2 separate regions of the Homo sapiens genome follow, and region 1 is linked to region 2. A link is an interaction called in ENCODE POLR2A ChIA-PET data of the cell type or tissue named here. Cell type or tissue: endothelial cell of umbilical vein. All regions are shown on one strand. Each heading gives the region's core, and the rest is flanking DNA. Links, peaks and the distances in the headings are about the cores only.

Evidence for each region. Peaks named below come from ENCODE experiments on the same cell type or tissue, not always from the same donor. Only the 100,000 strongest peaks of a DNase experiment are listed, where the experiment ranks them.
Region 1: POLR2A ChIA-PET joins it to region 2 with 10 read pairs; 2 of 35 experiments call an interaction of 5 or more read pairs at or near these places.

The regions. Positions count from the first base shown.
Region 1 is chr10:3,274,312-3,283,865 of GRCh38, forward strand. It overlaps LOC124902537 (a long non-coding RNA gene), which reads right to left and starts at 3,392. Exons shown (of 2, transcript XR_007062361.1): 1 at 2,676-3,392. It overlaps LOC107987146 (a long non-coding RNA gene), which reads left to right and starts at 2,406. Exons shown (of 2, transcript XR_001747320.2): 1 at 2,406-2,782; 2 at 7,732-7,999. In endothelial cell of umbilical vein, for the core only: no CTCF peak of the experiment used is centred there; a DNase peak (open chromatin) is centred at 4,610.
Region 2 is chr10:3,488,561-3,498,114 of GRCh38, forward strand. LINC02669 (long intergenic non-protein coding RNA 2669) reads right to left here. Exons shown (of 5, transcript NR_155743.1): 3 at 9,093-9,164. All of the region lies in intron 1 of LOC105376360 (a long non-coding RNA gene), which reads left to right. All of the region lies in intron 1 of LOC124902538 (a long non-coding RNA gene), which reads left to right. LOC107984192 (a long non-coding RNA gene) reads left to right here. Exons shown (of 2, transcript XR_001747329.1): 2 at 1-3,082. Among named protein-coding and RNA genes, the nearest start is that of LINC02669, 9.5 kb to the right of the region's middle. In endothelial cell of umbilical vein, for the core only: no CTCF peak of the experiment used is centred there; no DNase peak of the experiment used is centred there; H3K27me3 peaks cover 1,082 bases.

The sequences.
Region 1 (9,554 bases), core at 684-8,683, 210 kb before region 2:
CATTTTCGGCCGTTTTCAGCACTCCTTCTCCCATAGCCTCACCCTTGTTGATTGGGGTCGAACATTGGCGTTGAATGTAAAAGAGTGGCGGGATTAGGAGGGGAGCCTCTATGAAGAGAGATAGAGGGTTGAAAGTTCTCTCACCATGTTTCAAACACTTGACCTTTAATTCAGCAGCAAAGGAGAGTGAGAGGGAGCAGCAAGTAAAGTGGGAGGAGCACGGGGCGAGGAGTGGAGCCCCAGGAGCTGGGTGAGGAATGTGATGGGGTGGGGGTGACCAGGTGTATCCCACGGTGCTGAGAGTCAGGGGAGGGGAGGACTCCACATTCACTGTTGGTTTAGGCAAACAGATGCCCTGGGAAGTCTGGCACAAGCTGTCCCCAAGGACTAGCAGAGGTGAAATCAACCAGAGTGGCTTCAAAAGAAATCGGAGGAAAGAGACAGAAACAGCAAGCCTGGGCAGCTTTGGGGTTGTCGATTAATTAGCGTAAGTCACGGCAGCTTCTCTCACAAGGAAGCCAACATCTCTGTGGCTAAACACTAGATTTTATTTTTCGCTCAAGTTGATCAAGTCTAATGGGGTGGGAATTTGAGGGGGGAGGTGAGAAATCCCTGTTCCACAGAGTCTTGTAAGGACAGCTTCCTTCAAATCCCAGCATCTCTAAGGTCCTCTCCACGTGGCTGACACACAGGGACATGCTCTGCTGGTGCTGGCATTTCATGGGCCGGGGAGGAGTTGGGTCACTCCCAGGAGTGTTTCATTACCAGCACTCAGTCACATGGCCGGCCGTAACCGCAAGTGATGTCTAGAAATGTGTCACTAACTTGGAGGGACAGTGATGGACAACTTCATGTCAACTCGACTAGGCTAAGGGGTGCCCAGGTTGCTGGTAAGACATTATTTGTGGGTATGTCTGTGGGGAAGTTCCTGAAAGAGACCAGCATTTTAATTGGCGAACTGAGTAAAGCAGGTGGCCTTCCCCAGGGTGGGTGGGCTTCACCCAATCTGTGGGGGGCCTGAGCAGGACAGAAAGGCCAAGGAATGGAGACTACTCTCTCTGTGTGTCTGACACACAAAGCTGAGATATGGCTCTTCTGCCTGTGAGCTGGGATCCTGCTGGCAGATCATCTGGGCCTCTCACGGTGGATGGTAGATTTTGAGGCCTCTCATGGTGGACAGTAGATTGTGGGGATTTTCAGCCTCTGTAGTCACATGGGCCGATTCCTTAAGGTAAATCTCACCCTAGATAAAGGTATGGCTCCCACCAGTTCTGTTTCTCTGAGAGCCCTGACTCTACACACGGTCAAGAGGCTTGGTAGACATCCAGACCATGCCTGCCCTGGGAGAACGGAGTTACTAGCTGGTGGGGAACGCGGTGTAGACAGGGTGACTTTATATAAAATTGGAACATGATAGATGGGTTTTGATGCTGATAGGAACGATTCAGCTGAGGGATGCCTGTGGGTCATGAGGCCCCCAGTTGACTGAAAGGGGGAAATTTAATGGTAGGCGGGGAGAGAGAGCTGCTGCAGACATGTGCTTGAATTAGTGAGGGGGACGGGACCCAGGGCATGAAGCCCCACAGCAGTGGCTCGGGCAATAGCGTCGTGGGTTTATCTCTGGCAAGAGGAGAACAGGTGGAAGCAAGTCCTAGTTGGGTCCTGATGGGGCCAGTGAAGGCTCTCTTCTCATGGGTCTCGGTCATCCCTGATCAGGATGAGGGAAGTGAGGGACATGGAGTTACCAGGGGAATGGGCTGGCGATGAAATTGGGCTGAGAAGGAAGAGGAACTGCCACCAACTTCTCCCACAGTGACGCCACTTGGTTTTTGAATGGATGCCACCTTTTATAGGACGCAGCTTTCTCAGTATTTGCTCCCTCAACCACGTCCCGACTCCAACCCTCCACATTTATGTCAATAGCATCATTGTTCACATTTTTATTTTATTTATTTTATTTTACTTATTTTATTATGAGACAGGCTCTCATTCTGTCACTCAGGCTGGAGTGCAGTGGTGCGATCGTGGCTCACTGAAGCCTCAAACTCCTGGGCTCCCTCGATCCTACTGCCTCAGTCTCCCAAGTCACTGGGATTGAGTTAGCTTTCATTTAAGACACAAACTTAAACATTATTCTTGAGTTTTCTCTCTCAGACCCACCATCAGTCCACTGGGGTCCAGCAAGCCTCACGTCCTGCAGGCGTCCCCAGCTGAACTCCCCCTCTCCCCTCTCCCCCGGTCCCAGTTGCTTGTCCCCTCCCCCTCCTCCAACTGCCCTCCCGGCCACACCCCACATTTCCTGGACCAACCCAAGTGATCCTTAAAAAGATGGCATCATTTACATCATGCCACTCCCTTTCTCAAAATTCTTCACCATCTTTTCTTCCAACTAGGAGCTCAAACCCAAATCCCGAAACAAGCACGCCCCAGGTTTTCAAACCCAAATCCCTAAACAAGCACGCCCCAGGTTTTCAAAGCCACGTTGGCATTTTCAGCGGCAAACTCCCCCACCCAACACCCACCATTCTGCTTGGGTTGTCAGAAAATTGGCCAAAATCTCTTATTCATTCTACTATTTTAAAATTCCTATGTTCACCGTGATATGATCTAAAAATGCAGATTATATCCATTTTCCTTGTTGTTTTCCTTCCAATCCTTTTGCTTCTTTTTCTCACCTTGTCCTTCCGGGAGCCCCTGCAGCTGACGCTGATGTCGGAGTCTCGGGTGTTCCTTCTGGTCTCGCTCCCGACTTGAGGAGGCAGATTTCAACATGGAGCAGCAGGTAGGGTTCGGCTGCAGCTTTTTGTTTCGTCTTTGTTCTGTTTTGTATCCGAACTCTGTTAGCTTTTCGACCTTCCCTTTTATCCGGAGCACGTGGATCCATCCTGTGTTTCAGGGTGGGGTTTTACTCTTCTGCTGAGAGTGTGGCCTTTTCTGATCCCGGCTTTAGGAGAGCAGGACTTCCTGTTGAAGCCCCCACATTCCCATGTCTCCAAACTTTAAGAGATCATGAAATTCCAGTTCACCTTTCCTTGGTTTAGCTGGCATCCTTGGGACGAAAGCTGGGCTGTGCTTGGCCACCCCCTCTGTGTTACAGGCTTATGGTCTACCCTGATAATCGCTCTCTATCACATCCGCTAGTCAGTCATTTTTAAATAGGCTTCTTAGAGTTCCTTCCGCGTTCTGTTACTCTCACCGGGAAAGCTGATCTGAGCAACGTGCCGTGCCCCAGCACTGAGAAGCTCTCTGCTTAGCCCCAGAACCTCACTGCTGCTCTTTCCTGTCTTCTTCTTAAAAACAATGATTGTGAGTCTCTATCTCTCAGAAGACCATTTTCTGTATTTTACAATGAGATTTCAAGAAAGAGAAGAGATAGGTTGGTGTTATCCACTGTCTTTGCGTAAATCCCAGCCCCTGTGTTTGCCCTGCACCGTGATGTTCTCCTCCTGGCCAAGAAAAACATGTGGGGGGAGATCACATAATAAAGTGGGGGATTGCCAGCTGAACAGAGACTCAGAAAGAAAGCACTTAGAAAACTGTCAGGTGAGTTCTCCCTAGCACATTCAATTACATGTTGACATCTCAATAAAATAAAGTGATTCAAAGTTTACGGATTTTAAAGAAGCATACTCAAACGTATACACTGAAAAGTGTTGTTTCCTTCAAGATAATCCCTTTGGAAGGGTGCATACTTCCAAAATGAGGCAATGAGAATTACAAAAAAAATATTTTGGGGCCTCTCTCTCTCTCTTGTTTTTTTTTTTTTTTTTTTTTTTTGAGAAAGAGTCTTGCTCTGTCACCCAGGCTAGAGTGCAGTGGTATGATCTTGGCTCACCTCTGCTTCCCAGGTTCAAGTGATTCTCCTGCCTTAGCCTCCCAAGTAGCTGGGATTACAGGCACCTGCCACCATGACCAGCTAATTTTTGTATTTTTAGTAGAGAAGGGGTTTCACCATATTGGCCAGGCTGGTCTCAAACTCCTGACCTCAGGTGATCCGTCCACCTTGGCCTCCCAAAATGCTGGGATTACAGTTGTCTCTTTTTTTGAATGCTAGCCATGTATCCTATGACGGTGGAGTTTTTATTTTGAAAACAGTCAACATTAGATTCAGTCAAGTATGGTGAATAAGAAATGTTCAATTAGCATGTCATCATTTTTGATAACTCTGTGTGTGTGTGTGTGTGTCTGTGTGTGTCTGTCTGTGTGTGTGTCTGTGTGTGTGTGCAATTAAAGAAATGCAGTTATTGGTGGTTTCTTTTGTAACTGGAGGTATTTCTAAAAGGATGTTTTATTAGATATTGAGAGGGTGTTTGGAAATCCAATGGAGATGACTGGTTTAGCTTCTGGGGTGACAGATGCTAGTCCTGGACCCCTCAGTCGTGACCCTCAGAAGGAAGTCCAGGATGACTGGTTTAGCTTCCGGGGTGACTGACGCTAGTCCCAGACCCCTCAGTTGTGGCCCTCGGAAGGAAGTCCAGGATGCATAGGGGCCTTTCCACCCCCTTGAAGTTCTGAGCACTCTTACGATGGTCCAACTGCTTCCTGGATTTTTTGTTAACTTCCTGTTCTTTAAACAATCTCTTCTTTTCTTATATCTTGCCTTGTTCCAGGAGTAGTTTCCTGATAAGAAAATCTCACTGAACTGTCTCAATTTCTAGACTCCTGTTTTGTGAGACTGCTAGCTTCCTAAAATTGTGTCAGATCAGCTCCCAGGAGAGGTAAACATTATTAGCAGGTGCACTGAGACTGTTATCTGCTAACAGCATCCAGCAGGAAAATGAGACAAAAGGAAAAAGGATGTTTATTTAATTTTAGTGTAAAATTGCATAAATAAATGAAGCCATGGAGAAATTAGATATCTATAAGCAAAAGAAGAAACCTCAGCCTCACACCTTATACAAAAATTAGCTAAAAATGGATCATAGATTCAAGTATAAAACATAAAACTATACATTTAGACAATAACATAGGGCAAAATCTTCAAGACCTAGAGTTTGCAAACATGTCACCAAAACCACAGTCCATAAAAGAAATAAATCAATAAATTGGATTTCATCAAAAAAGGCTTGGCTCTTTGAAGGACCCTGTTAGCCTTAAGATCATGTGCAGAGAAGGACCCTGTTGAGAGAAGATACAGACTGGAAGAATATACTTGCAAACCACATATCTGACAAAGGATTGTTATCTAGACATGTAAAGAACACTTAAATACAACAGTAAAGCAAACAAGCCAATTAGAAAATGTGCAAAAGACATGAAGAGACATTTCACTAAAAAGGACATGTGGATGACGAAAAAGCACGTGGAAAGATGTTCAACATTACTCGCTGTTAGAGAGATGCGATGAGTTCTTATTACACACCTATTGGCTCAGCTAAATTAGAAAAGAGTAACCACACCAGACGCTGGTGAGGACATGGAGAAACAGGATCATCCACACATTGCTGGTGTGGGTATCAAAGGTGTAGGCCACTCCGGAGAACAGGCAGCTCCTTAGAAACTAAACATACACTTCCCAGTAGGACTCGGCAGCTGCTCTCCTGGCCATTTATCCAGAGAAATGAAAACTTCCGTTTGCAGAAACAACTGTGCATGGTCGCTTATGGCAGCGTTATCTGTAATAGCAAAAAAATGGAACTCTCCAAAATGCCCCTCACTCGGTGGACGGGTAGGCAAGCTGTGGCCATCCACACCCGGGAATATTACTCAGCAAAGACAGCAGCAAGCTACAGGTAGATCTCAAGGGCATTATGCTGAGTGAAAGAAGCCAACCCCGACAGGTCCCATGCTGTAGAATTCAATTCATATAACATTATCAAAATGACAAAGTGATAGTGATAGGAAACAGATTGGTGGCTGTCGTGAGCTAGAGATGGTGGAGTTGGGGAGGGGAGGAGCGTGTGACTGTAAACATGTAAGTATTCATTTTCCAGGGTTACCATAACACATGATCACAAACTGGGTGGCTTAATACAATTGGAATTTATCCTCTTACCATTCTGAAAACTAGGAGTCTGAAATCATGGCGTGGGCAGGGCCACACTCCCTCTGAAGGCCCTAGGGGGGATCCGGATCTCTCTTCCCCTCTCCCAGCTTCCAGGGTCCGCTGAGCGTCCTTGGCATCCTTGGCTCCTAAATGCATCCGTCCAGCCTCTGCGTCCATCTTCCCATGGCCTCCCCCAATGTGGACTTCTGTGCCTCTTCCCCGCTTCTCACGAGGAGACCAGTTGTTGGATTTGGAGCCCGCCCGACTCCAGTATGACCTCATCCATCTTCTCTTGATTACATCCATAAAGACCCTATTTTCAAATAAGGTCATAGTCAGCATGACTAGGGCCAAGGACTTCACTCCAACCTATTGTTTTGGGGGACACAATTCCACCAGGTAGCTCCAGGGAGATCTTAATGGTGATAAAATGTCCTGTACGTCCATCACAGAGGTGGCTGCACAGATGTGCACAGGGGGTAACATGGTACCAGGCACACCTTGTACCAGGGACAGCTTCCTGGGTTTCTGTTGTGCTATAATCATGCAGGATTCACCCACTGGGAGAAACTGTATAAAGGAGACAAAGGACATCTCTGTAGTAGCTTTTCAACTTCGTATGAATCTATAAATATTTTAAAATACAAATTTTAAAAAGCAAACAAAAATATCTCACTTCTACGTTCCCCCTCTTGCCTGCATCCACAGGTCAAAGTAAGTCACATAATCTCTGCTGTGTGGGAGACACACACACCCCACAAACAAACACAGCCCACATCTATGTCATTTGCAGGCTGACTTGAGTTTTAAAACAGTTCTGGGCACGAATGTGTGGTTTTCTCTGTAGGAGCAGACAGGGCTTTCTTCCAGCCAGAAAATTCACAGTTCAATTGAGGAAATGATGAACATCAATTGAAAAACAATTCCAAAATACTTCACAAAATTGCCTTTCATGGTTTTTCACTTGCTTATTTCTTTTTACACTTGGCCAGTGGGTCAGACCCCATTTCCCCGAGTGATCAAGAATAACCGAATGAGCTGAATCTTTGAGAACAATTAGAGTCCTAGAGTCCTGTCAACTCTGCTAGGAAACACGTAGTTCTTGGTGAGTCCAGTGTCTTTCAGTGAAATTTGGTTTTCCTTCAAAGCCATCCACATGTATTGTGTTTAGAAGCCTGAAGGAAAGGCTGGGGGATTTGGCATCCATGTGCTCACCACAATAGTTTATCGTGTCAGCTTATTTTTGATGTGGATTTTGTTTTGAAGTGCCTTGGAGCTATTGATTCATTTTGGAAAGAAAACAAAATAACCAACACATTTATATTCCATTTTGTTTACTAATATGTTAAGGCAGTCGCTTTTACTGTAGACCTAACAGAAACTCTTTTAAAACCTCATCATGTGGAAATTAAAAATATGGCTTTAGCAATAAACATAAATGCAGAACAGCTTCATTGAAACATCTCTGAACCTGCTGGCTACCTTGGCTGTTGGGGTTGGATGGCATGCAAAGTGACATATTTATTTCCTGTCTCACTATTGATGACTGTTGCATAGGATACATACTTTATTCTTTGTTAATGTCAGACACTCAGGCTAAAGGGTTGAGACCTTAATAGGTAGTCTTTCTGAGCTCTGATGTTTCGACTGTGCAAGCCAAACTCACAATGTGGAAAATGGAACATTTTATGAAGTTCATACATTTTCAAAATTGCTCCTACAATGATGCCTTTGTTTTGTGTTAGGACTGGAAAGATGGCTCCTATCTATTCCAAATAACTCCAATATCGCCTCAAGTGAAGAGGAAAGCCTCATATTTCAAGGCCACTGACTGGAACCCATTCACATGCCACAGGGAGACGGATGCCGTTGTTTTTTTTACGGCAAAGGAAACAGTGATGTATTGGAGTCTCATCACCCCGTCTCTCCATCATCACAAGCCAGTCTGGCTTGTGTAGCACGATTAAAATGTTATGTCTCCCAGTGAGCTAGTAAATATCAACACTTTCTCTCTTTCTGTATGTGTGTCCCTTTTTAGTGGATAAAGCCATTTGTTGACAAAAGTATGGACATTCTTATGGGATTGTTTTTGGAAAAGGATAACATGTAATTTCAAATTCAACATATGGTAGTGGTCAAATTGTGTTCCTACTGTGGAAAATGCTTGAATAATAACCTACTGCATTCTCTTGGCCAGTACACAGAGCACAACTTGATGAATTTCACCAGTTTCCCTTCATCTCCTCCTTTGGCTCCCATCCCATTCTGCAAGAGCTGATAAATCTCATATCCCCTGAAGATTATTACAGTTCCTAATAGTCTTATGACATCAGAAGGAAGCCAGGCTCAGTGGCACAAAATACATCTAACAAATGAAATCACATAAATAATTTAGTTTTCACAATTTAATTTTTATAGTTTTTCTTTTGTTGTGGTTGCTGCTATTATTTATGGGGCATAATAAGGACTGTAGGTTTACGCTGCAGTTAAAAAATGGGGAACATTTTAACCTCAAACATGTCAATGTTGTTACTACCCTTCACTGTTGACCATGCTCAGCTATTCAATTTCAGCCTAAGGTTGTACATGTGTTCATAAATTATACCATCAGAGAGGCAAATGCAGAAAGAAAAAAATTAGCTTATTTTCTTATAACAAATATTTTTCTCTCTTTAAAAATGAGCCTGGGGCCAATTTTATGCATCTGTGTTTCAAAGTAACCTGCATCAACTTGGGATCATCAGTAACTATCTCTCCAGAATCCTATGGCTCTTAAGAACAGCAACATATCTATTAAGCCCCCTGCATGCCAGGGCCTCTGCTCAGCGCTGGGGTGGATGTCAGGCAATTATGATGCATGCCCTTGTTCTCAAAGAGTTAACCCTTCATCAACACACACCCATTCAGTAGGTAATTGAGAAAGCAACACAGAAAGTCTATTTGACACTATGGATGTAAAGATTGGCCTGGGATTTGTTTTATAATAGCTTTAAATTATTTCCTTCCTTCCTTCCTTCCTTCCTTTCTTCCTTCCTTCCTTCCTTCTTTCCTTCCTCCTTTCCTCTCCTTTCCTCCCTCCTTTCCTCTCCTTTCCTCCCTCCTTTCCTCTCCTTTCCTCTTTCTTTCTTTCTTTCCTTCCTTCCTTCCTTCTTTCCTTCTTTCTTTCTTTTTTGACAAGGTCTGGCTTTGTAGCCCAGGCTGAAGTGCAGTGGCACAATCATAGCTAACTGCAGCCTTGATATCCTGCGCTCAAGTGATCCTCCTGCCTCAGCCTCCTGAGTAGCTGGGACCACAGGTACACATCACCATATCTGGCTAATTTTGTATTTTTAAATTTTTTTTTCATAGAGAATGAGGTCTTGTTATGTTGCCCAGGCTGGTCTTGAACTCCCGGCCTCAAGCCATCCACCCACCTCAGCCTCTCGAACATTGGGATCACAGGCATGAGCCACCACACAGGAACCCAAATAAAAATATTTGTGGTAGCCAGGTGTGCTGGTGCGTGCCTGTAATCCCAGCTACTCCGGAGTTGCTTGAACCCAGGAGGCGGAGTTTGCAGTGAACCGAG
Region 2 (9,554 bases), core at 821-8,820:
CATACTGTTTTTCACAGTGGCTGTTCTAGCTTACATTTCTATCAACAGTGTACAAGAGTTTTCTTTTCTTGGCATCTTTGCCAGCATTGATTTTTTCGTCCTTTTGATAATAGCTGTTTTAACTGGGGTGAGATGGTATCTCATTGTGCTTTTGATTTGTATTTGATGATTAGTGATGTTGAACATTTTAAATATATTCGTATTTGCCATGTGTATGTCTCCTTTTGAGAAATACTTATTTTATCATAGCACTATTCACAATAGCCAAGACGTGGAATCAACCTAAGTGTCCATCAACAGATGAATGGATAAAGAAAATGTGGTGCATATACGCAGTGGAATACTATTCAGCCATAAAAGGAAGGGAATCTTGTCATTTGCGGTAGTGAGGATGGAACTGAAGGACCTATGCTAAGTGAAATAAGCCAGGCTCAGAAAGACGGGTCATGCATGTTCTCACTCATATGTAGACTCTAAAGAAGTTGACCTCATGAAGGCAGAGCATAGATGATGGTAACTGAAGGCTGGGAAGGGTGGAGAGATAAGGAGAGGTTGGTTAATGGGTACATACAGTTAGATGAAGAAATAGGTTCTAGTGTTTGATGATACAATAGGATGACTATAGTTAGCAATAATTTATTGTATATTTCAAAATAGCTAGAAGAGATTTGAAATTGATATGGTTTGGCTGTGTCCCACCCAAATCTCATCTGGAATTATAGCTTCCATAATTCCAATGTGTTGTGGGAGGGACCCAGTGGGAGATAATTGAATCATGGGAGTGGTTTCCCCCATACTGTTCTTGTGGTAGTGAACAAGTCTCGTGAGATCTGATGGCTTTATAAGGGGAAACCCTTTTCACTTGGTTTTCAATTCTCTCTTGTCTGCCACCATGTAAGACATGCCTTTCACTTTCCACCATGATTGTGAGGCCTCCTCAACCATGTGGAACTGTGAGTCCATTAAACCTCTTTCTCTTTATAAATTACCTAGTCTCAGGTATGTCTTTATCAGCAGCATGAAAACAGACTAATACAGAAGTTCTCTCAACACAAAGAAATGACAAATGTTTGCAGTGATGGATATCCTAATTACCCTCGTTTACCATTACACATTGTATGTGTGTATCGAAATATCACAGGTTCCCCATAAATATGTACCATTGTTTTGTATCAGTAAAGTGGAAGAAAACATTGAAAAATAATGACAAAAAGTGACAAATGTTTGCAGTGATGGATGTCCTAATTACTCTATTTGACCATTACACATTGTACGTATGTATCGAAATATCATAGGTTCCCCATAAATAGGTACCATTATTATGTATCAATAAAAAGGAAGAAAACATTGAAAAATACAGATTAAATTTTTGAATGAAACTTTATTTTCTGTTGTTTTTACCTCCCCCAATCCCCACGACCAGCTCTGAAGTATTCAGACAAAATTCCCTCTTGAGTATTATTAATAAGGAAGATACTGGGTGATGAGCAGATGACAAACCTCCTCTGATTGCCCGTCCTGGGAAACCTTTCTGCGGCATGTCGAAATGCACCCCTCCATGTAAGTCAAGAGCCCAACACTAATGACAAGGCAGTACAAGCTCCTCCATCTGGGGTCAGGCAGATAAAGTCCGAGTTCACAGTTTGTTTCTTTTATGCAGTGAAGAACAGAAGAATGAAATGCATATCATTTGTACAATTCCCCAGCAGTATTATTTCTCAGAATCAGGCCTTGAGATACATTGAAAGAACAAAAACTGTAAAGTTATGGTCTCAGTAATGTTGTATAAGTGTATCAGCTGGCCGTGACTGACATCCCTGCATGAAATGTATGGATCCTTCCAAGACTCCGATATAAATGGGAACCACCTCTCGCTTTTATGTGGAGGTGGGTGCTAGAATGCTGCAGGCAGCACCACTAAGGCCAAGAGACTCTGTCTTGGAAGCTAATCTCCCATGTTGGCTTTGATGAACCCCAGTTCCAGGAAGGCCTCCAAGATTTTCAGTTTATCGATTGTTCCTTGTGTTAGAGCAGGCACTTAGCATAAATCCTGCCTGTAGGTCAAACAACTGTGATGTTGTCATACTTCAGTTGTCCTGCATGTCTCTTCTGAACCACCCTTTCCCTGGTACATGAGCTCCAGGTCTGGGGCTAATGGCGGGGATCCATTCTCTTGTCTAGTCCCCTAAGACACAGACGTGGCTTCTGTTTGTAAGACACTGTTAAATGTTTCTTTTTAAGAGACTGGATTTGCCAGCCTCTTTCTTTGGCCTCTCAGCCTCCTTGGACTTTGGGGACAGGTTTGCATAGACTTGCCCACTGTGAAACAGAAGGTAGGTGTTGATCACTATAACCCTCATGCAAATAATTGCAAATAATTGGCTCGTTTAAGCCCCAAGTTCTACGTTATTGGCCGTAAAAATTGAATGGTGAAGTTTAACCAGTTGGTTATGAATGTAGTTTTTTATTTCAAGGCAATTTACCTATTTAAGCCTCAAATGCTTCATCAATTAATTGAGAATGGTATTAGTGCCTATATATTTGAAGGTGTTGTAAGATCCAAATGAGATAGTATATGTAAAGAAATTAGTACTGTGATAAATCAGGTATCGTATAGATACGTGATACTGTAGATAAATCATATAGTTTATGATCCATAAATACTGTTATAGGAGTATGGCTGTGATGATTTAATCTGGAACATCTTAAAACTGCCCATAGCATTTGCTCATGGAGGCATTAACATATATCAAAATAATCTCCATCATGATCAACTTTTAAGCAGTGTAGTTTTCCAGTGAACCCTTGATGAAGATAAATAAGTTACCAGATATACCCCTAATTAAGCAAATGAATTTATTTGCTCCACAGTGTTATTAGATATAGACAACTTTAACACTGGTTTTAGATCATAAAGTATTTTCTCCTGGCGACTGCAGAAAGAAGAGCTTTATGTCTCTATTCTGAATTGAGGAGGTATGGTTGGCAAGGGGTTGGGGAAGGCTTTCGTTTATTCGGAAGTCTTTTTGAATCCAGGCAAAGGTTAAATGTTTCATATACACCATAGAATAATATGCAGCCATAAAGAAAAAAAAAACAACATCATGTCCTTTGCAGTGACGTGTGTGGAGCTGGAGGCCATCATCCTAAGCAAACTAACACAGGAACAGAAAATCGAATACCACATGCTTTCAATTATAAGTGGGAGCTGGACGTTGAGTACACAGAGACTCAGGGAAGGAAACAACAGACATCAGAATCCACTTGAGAGTGGAGGTGGGAGGAAGGAGAGTAGAGAAAACTACTGATTGGATACTGATTACCTGGGTGATGAAATAATCCATATGCCAAACCACTCTGACATGCAATTTACCTATATGACCAATGTGCACATGTACCCTTGAACCTAAAATACAAGTTAAAAAAAAAGACACATATTAAAAATCAAAGGGCCAGAAAACAGTTTTCTTTCCATGACCCCAAATCTGTCTGGACAGTGTTCCTCCTGCCCTAACTTTCCCTCTGAATATATGTGTATGTGTATATATGTGTATGTATATACATATATATATGTGTGTGTGTATATATACATATATGTGTGTATAAATATATACGCAAGTTCTTTATAAACTTAAGTCTGTAGCTTGTGTTGAGTTCAGACAGCTAGTCCAGCTCTGCCAATTCACAGATGTTCCATGGAAGCAGATGATGGCTTAGGATATGGACACACTGAGTGTGGCTCTAATAAAGTTGTTTGTTTTATAATTTATACCTCGCTTTGTAAGGTAGTCTATCTTTAATAGAAATTTAAACATTCTGCTATGTTGAGACACATAAAATTATTTATAATAATTCTTTTGTTCCCCTCAAATGAAGCCATGATTTAAAGTTCAAACCTTGAAGTTGCCTGTACCTAGGTTAAAATCATGATTTGATACACTCCTAGCTGTAATATCCTAGAGGAGATACTCAACTTTCTGAAGCTTACTGTTTTTAACCTATAAAACGAGCATCACTGTACCTATCTGTTAGCTTTTGTTGTTCAGGTTGAATAAGATAATCTATGTACAAAGTATTTAGCGAGTTTCACCTAGGTTAAACACTCAGAGATTAGGAGTCTTCTTGTTATTATTTGGATCCCTGGTTTGTGGCTACAATTTAGTAGCCCGGGGAATATAGGCTGCAGCTGAACCACGGAGAAGCGGTTGTCTGATGCGCTCGTTCACTGTAAAATACTGCAACACCAAATGACTTTCACCAGTGACACTGGAACGGTACTGAAGCATTAGAGTAAGCTCTCAATAAGTAAGATCCATTTTATTACTATTATTATCATCACCATTGTTGCTATTCAGTCTAACCTGGAAATGGGTTGTGGGAAGTTTAATTTATTTTAAAAATGGAAATGAAAGTCAATACAGACATTAATTCTATAGCAAGAGGTTATATTATTTTAAATGGCTAAAAAGAGGTAGATTATCCTGGGAACAGAATTTGCCCAAGAAGCCAGTAATTGGTTGTTACCCAGGGTTATTGTCCAGGCAATACAGACACTTTGAGTAGCTCTGTGCATTCAACATTGTAACAGTGAGTGAGAATATTATCTAGAATGCGTGAGATGCCTGGAAATTGATGATGCTGGTGGAAAGCGGAGGGAAAGGCCACTCTGTGTGAGAAGCATCAGTGCGTTCAAATGAAAGAATCACTCCGTGATGTGTAGGCTAACCTTTATACATCTGCGATGACTGACTCACCTACTCACTAAAATGCCTATCTGCAAAATAACTTTTCAGTTGTAAATCTGAAACCATCCAACTGCCATTCCCAAACTTTTCCCACTGAATCAATAGTTTATAAAATAATCTCTAACAGTATAAGCTTTCTTGGAAACACAATTATCACATTACAGCCAAACATAGTGTATCTATGCTCTTTTCAAAACCAAACATTGTTTCTAGGAATGTAATGCAAATAAACTCTATATAAATACATTTTAAGTACTTTTTTTAAACTGATTTGTTTCTGAAAACTAGTTTCTGCACCAAAGCTCATGAACAGAGGTGTCTTCAGTGGGATTAAATACTGTCTCAAGGTTGGTTAGCGCTTTCAGATGAAGCATCTCATTTGCTGTCATAACAATGATACCTGCCTGACCTTATAAGAACAGGTATCATTATCTTCATTTTCATTTGGGTAAGTTGAAGTTTAGCAGACTTGAATGACTCATCTGAGGTTGTTCTCTCTCTCTCTCTGAGGCTGCCTCTCCACCTCTTTGACAATCCTCTCTCCAAACCTGTTTTTGTATATAAAGAGGACTAATCTTTCTGGTCTATCCTAATGTCCACTTTTGTACCCAGGAAGAGATTATTTCTTTGAACATTTCCATCACAGAACAAATAATTATATAAGGTTTTATTGTGAATTCTCTTAAAATAATGTAGCCCAAACTCAGAATTTTCAAGAACATAACTCATGTCCCAGAGCACAGATGATAACAAAATACGTGAACGTTTTTGTCTCGGTTCCTGTTAACACTGAAAACTCGGTCACATCGTATTTTCAAGGAGTCAAGGGCAGATTCCACGTGCCGTCTTCTGTATTGCAATCACCGAAGGTGTTTGGCGGGGAGCCCATGGCTCTGTGTCTTCCTAAGTTTTTGTGCTTTTTCCTGTCTGCTGTTCTATTAACCTTACTTAAGTAACGGCGTTGAGTGTGAGCTACCTCCTTTCTTGTTAGAAGTGCGTGAACGTCAGGCAAGCCTCACGCCGCCTGACTGGGGAATGCTTGCCCTCACTCGGCTTTTACGGGATGATTTCCATCACAGTGTTACATCACAGTGTATTCTAAGAAGCATTTAGCTTCAGGATGTATCAGAGTGTTTTCCAGTAAAAAGCACGTTTCAGGCCATGAGAAAGAGGCTGTGGATGAACCACACTTGGAATTCCGACTCCTGCGGTGCTCCCAGGTGGAGGAAGTGGCGAAGGGGGCACTGAATGTAGCCTTGGGACATTCCAAACGGGCGATCACCACAGAGAAAGTCATTTCTTCCTCTCTTTAGAAGCAGCTGTGTTTCCTCAAGAAAGTGACTTTATCTGGCTATTCCATGGGGGAAAGCGAGCTGTCTCAAAATTAGCCTTATATGCTGTGCGGTATTAAAGGAAAATTATACTTGGCTCACCAGTGAGTCATCGTACTGGTTTCGCTTTATTTTTATTTCTTTTCTACTTTAGGAACTGAAGCTTGAGGGCAACTGTAGGGGGAAGGTGGGGAGGATGGGAAAGATGCAGAGAGAGCCTGCGCCATGGTGGTCACGAGACAGAGGAGAGCAGAGACATCCCAGCGGCATAAGCCTGAGACCCCAGGCAGGGCATCAGCTCTCCGAGCCTCAGGGGCCTTCCCTTTGAGGACATTAGCAAAGGCGTGCTGGTCCTCAGCACTAAGCTCACATCCAGTGGACGCTGTTCACTGCCATCAGGGTGTGTGCATTCAGCGTGGCTGGCAGGAGAATGACTCCTTAATACTCTGCCGATTACGCTACTTACTTATTTGTATTATTTATTTTTTGAGACGGAGTCTAGCTCTGTCACCCAGGCTGGAGTGAGTAGCACGATCTCAGCTCACTGCAACCTCCATCACCCTGGTTCAAGCAATTATCCTGCCTCCACCTCCTAAAGGAGCTGGGACTACAGGTGCGCGCCACCACACCAGGCTAATTTTTGTATTTTTAGTAGAGAAGGGATTTCACCATGTTGGCCAGGCTGATCTCAACCTCCTGACCTCGGGTGATCCTCTCGCCTTGGCCTCCTAAAATGCTGGGATTACAGCCGTGAGCCACAGTGCCTGGCCCAATTACTCTCGAGTAAAAGAACAGTATAGATGTGACTCACTTACAAATCCACATACATACATCTGTTTAGACTCAAAACACGTGGGACTACATTTACTCTCTGCTATTTTGGGAACTCAGCAGGGAATTTGCCTAAGAAAAAGTTTACACCCTCAGGCCAGAAAGGCAACTGCGCTCAACCCAGAGTCCTGTAAATTAATTTGAAGTCTTTTGGGAATAATGCTGAAACCAAAACCCAAGAGTTTCCCCTTTTCCCTTTTGGAAAATCAAGGAGAAATGAGAAAAAAGAAAAATTGTAAAGACCAAGCATTAGAAATAAAATCCCTTGACTTGGACCCAAGATTAGAAAAGAAGTTAAAAGAACATACCCTTCCTTTATCTCTCTGCGCATGTGTAGGGTATAGAAGCAATAATCTTATTGTTACAAAATACAGACAGTAAAACTCGAATTAAATGGAGTGTTTGGGCAAATCATTACCCCGGACAGCTGAGGCTTTCCAATTTGAAGACAAAGGTAATACCCTCTAAGCACCATCATTTAAAATCAACAAATTTTTAATTATAAATTTTACATAATCCTTCTTCTATGTATTTTTACTGTCAGTTTTGTTTTATTTCTCTGATTATAAAAGCCACATGTGGTTAACACCAAGCAGGTTCATTTAGTAACGTCTAATAAAGAAAACAAAAAAATTACTCTTCATCCCATAACCCAGAAATAACCACTCTTCATGTTGTATCTCACCTTTGGGAAGAGCATTCTGAACCCCGTTCCTGTACCCTGGGGGGAGTCGGAGGTGTGATTCACAGCTCCTTGGAGCTCTCAGCCCTGTGGGGCATGCAGATGACAAAGCAGGATAAACGCTATGAAGACCTGTCCTGAGTGTTAGGAATGAGACATCCTCCCATTCAGGTGGAAGATAAAGGGCAGAAGAGAGAGGCATTTCCAGAGAGAACAGCCTGGAGGGTTTCAGGTAAAACAGCACCTGAGCGGAGCCTCAGAAGTGGGGAGAGAGAAAGGAGGTTTCCAGGCAGAGTAAGCATCGAAGTCCCAGCTCAGCCCCGTGTCCAGCGCTTACTGGGTGAACTGGGGAGAGGCAAGGCTGGAGCTTCCAGGTGTGGGTGGCTACAGGTCAGATCTTAGAAGTTGTTGCAGATCTGGGCAAGAAATTCACTTTTTTTTTCCTTTTTCTGAGGAAATAATGTGAAGCCAGTAAATGTTAAACAGATAACTAAAATGAACGCAGGTGTAGTTTAAGGACCTGAGTAATGATTTGATTGAGATAGAGGAATCCAGGAAAGGAAGGAGAGGGAGATGCGTAGAGGCTCAAAGGTTTGGTTCCTCCCTGTGGAACATCCAAGATTGTAAGGCACTTGGTTAGCAGTGCTGTGCTGGGGTGTTGAGGGTCTCAAGCTCAGGGAAGAGGGGTGGAACAGAGATACTTATTTGTGAGATATTAGCGTGACTGGATCCTTGATTTAGTCATCTCTGCCAAGTTCCTTTTACCAGGTAAAAGAACATTTTTGCAGGTTCTTTGGGTTAGGAAGCAGAGAGTATCATGACCATTGTTTTGCAAATCAATTTGAAATGTTAGATGGCATGAGCACATTCCTTGAAAAATACCACTAATTCCAGAACTAAAACAAGAAGTACAAAATCTTTATAACTCCATTTTTATGGATGGAATTGAACTTGTAATTTGAAACATTCTCAATAAGAAAAGTCAAGTCCAGAGGACTGAATCATTCAATCACTAAAAACACTGCAGGGAGAGCTGACACTAACCATCCATGAACTCAACCAGAAAATGGCAAAGGCAGGAACGCTTCGGACTCTCTGCATGAGGCCAGCGCAATCTTAATAACAAAACTTCACAAAGACATTGTAAGATAGGAAAATTACGGGCAGATTATTCTCATAAGCAGAGATACAAAACTCCTAGACGAAATATTAACAAACCAAATCTGTGGCATACAAAAAGAATTATACATTACAACCAAGTTGGGTTTATTCTATAAATGTGTGCCAAGATTTAAAATTCAAACAATGTGATTTATTATATTACCATTAAAACTCACAGGAGCATCTCAGTAGACACAAAATGAGCACTTGATATTTTCAACACCCATTCAAAATAAAATTGGTAGCAAACTACAGAGAGAGGTTTTGTTTATCTGAAAAAGGGTATCTCAAGAAAACCCTACAGAGGTTATCATACTTGATAATAAAACTTCGAAAACTTACTTTGTTTGTTGTTGGAAAGACCACAGCGTCTACTACAACTTCTACACGATAGTACACGGGATGTTCTCTTCACTGCAATAAGGCAAACAAAGGAAAAGTCGTGAGAATTGGAAAGATAAAGTAAAACTGTCATTTTGCATTATCAGCATGATTGTGTAGATAGAAAATATATTCGGATATACAGATCAACTATTAGAATAAGTCAGTGAGTTTAACAGCATTACCGATGAAAGGCTAATGTGAGAAATCAGGTGTGTTTCCATATACTTTAATGAACTGTGTAAAAATTTTATTTAAAGTGAAAACTTTTACAGTAGCAGAAAAAATAAAATTTCTAGGAATAAAAGTCATGTGTGCAAGAGTCTTTTACACAGAAAACTGTAAACATTACTGAGAGATATTCAAGAAGTCTTAAGAAAATAAACAGCATACATTATTGAAGGATTCTAAGAATCAATATTG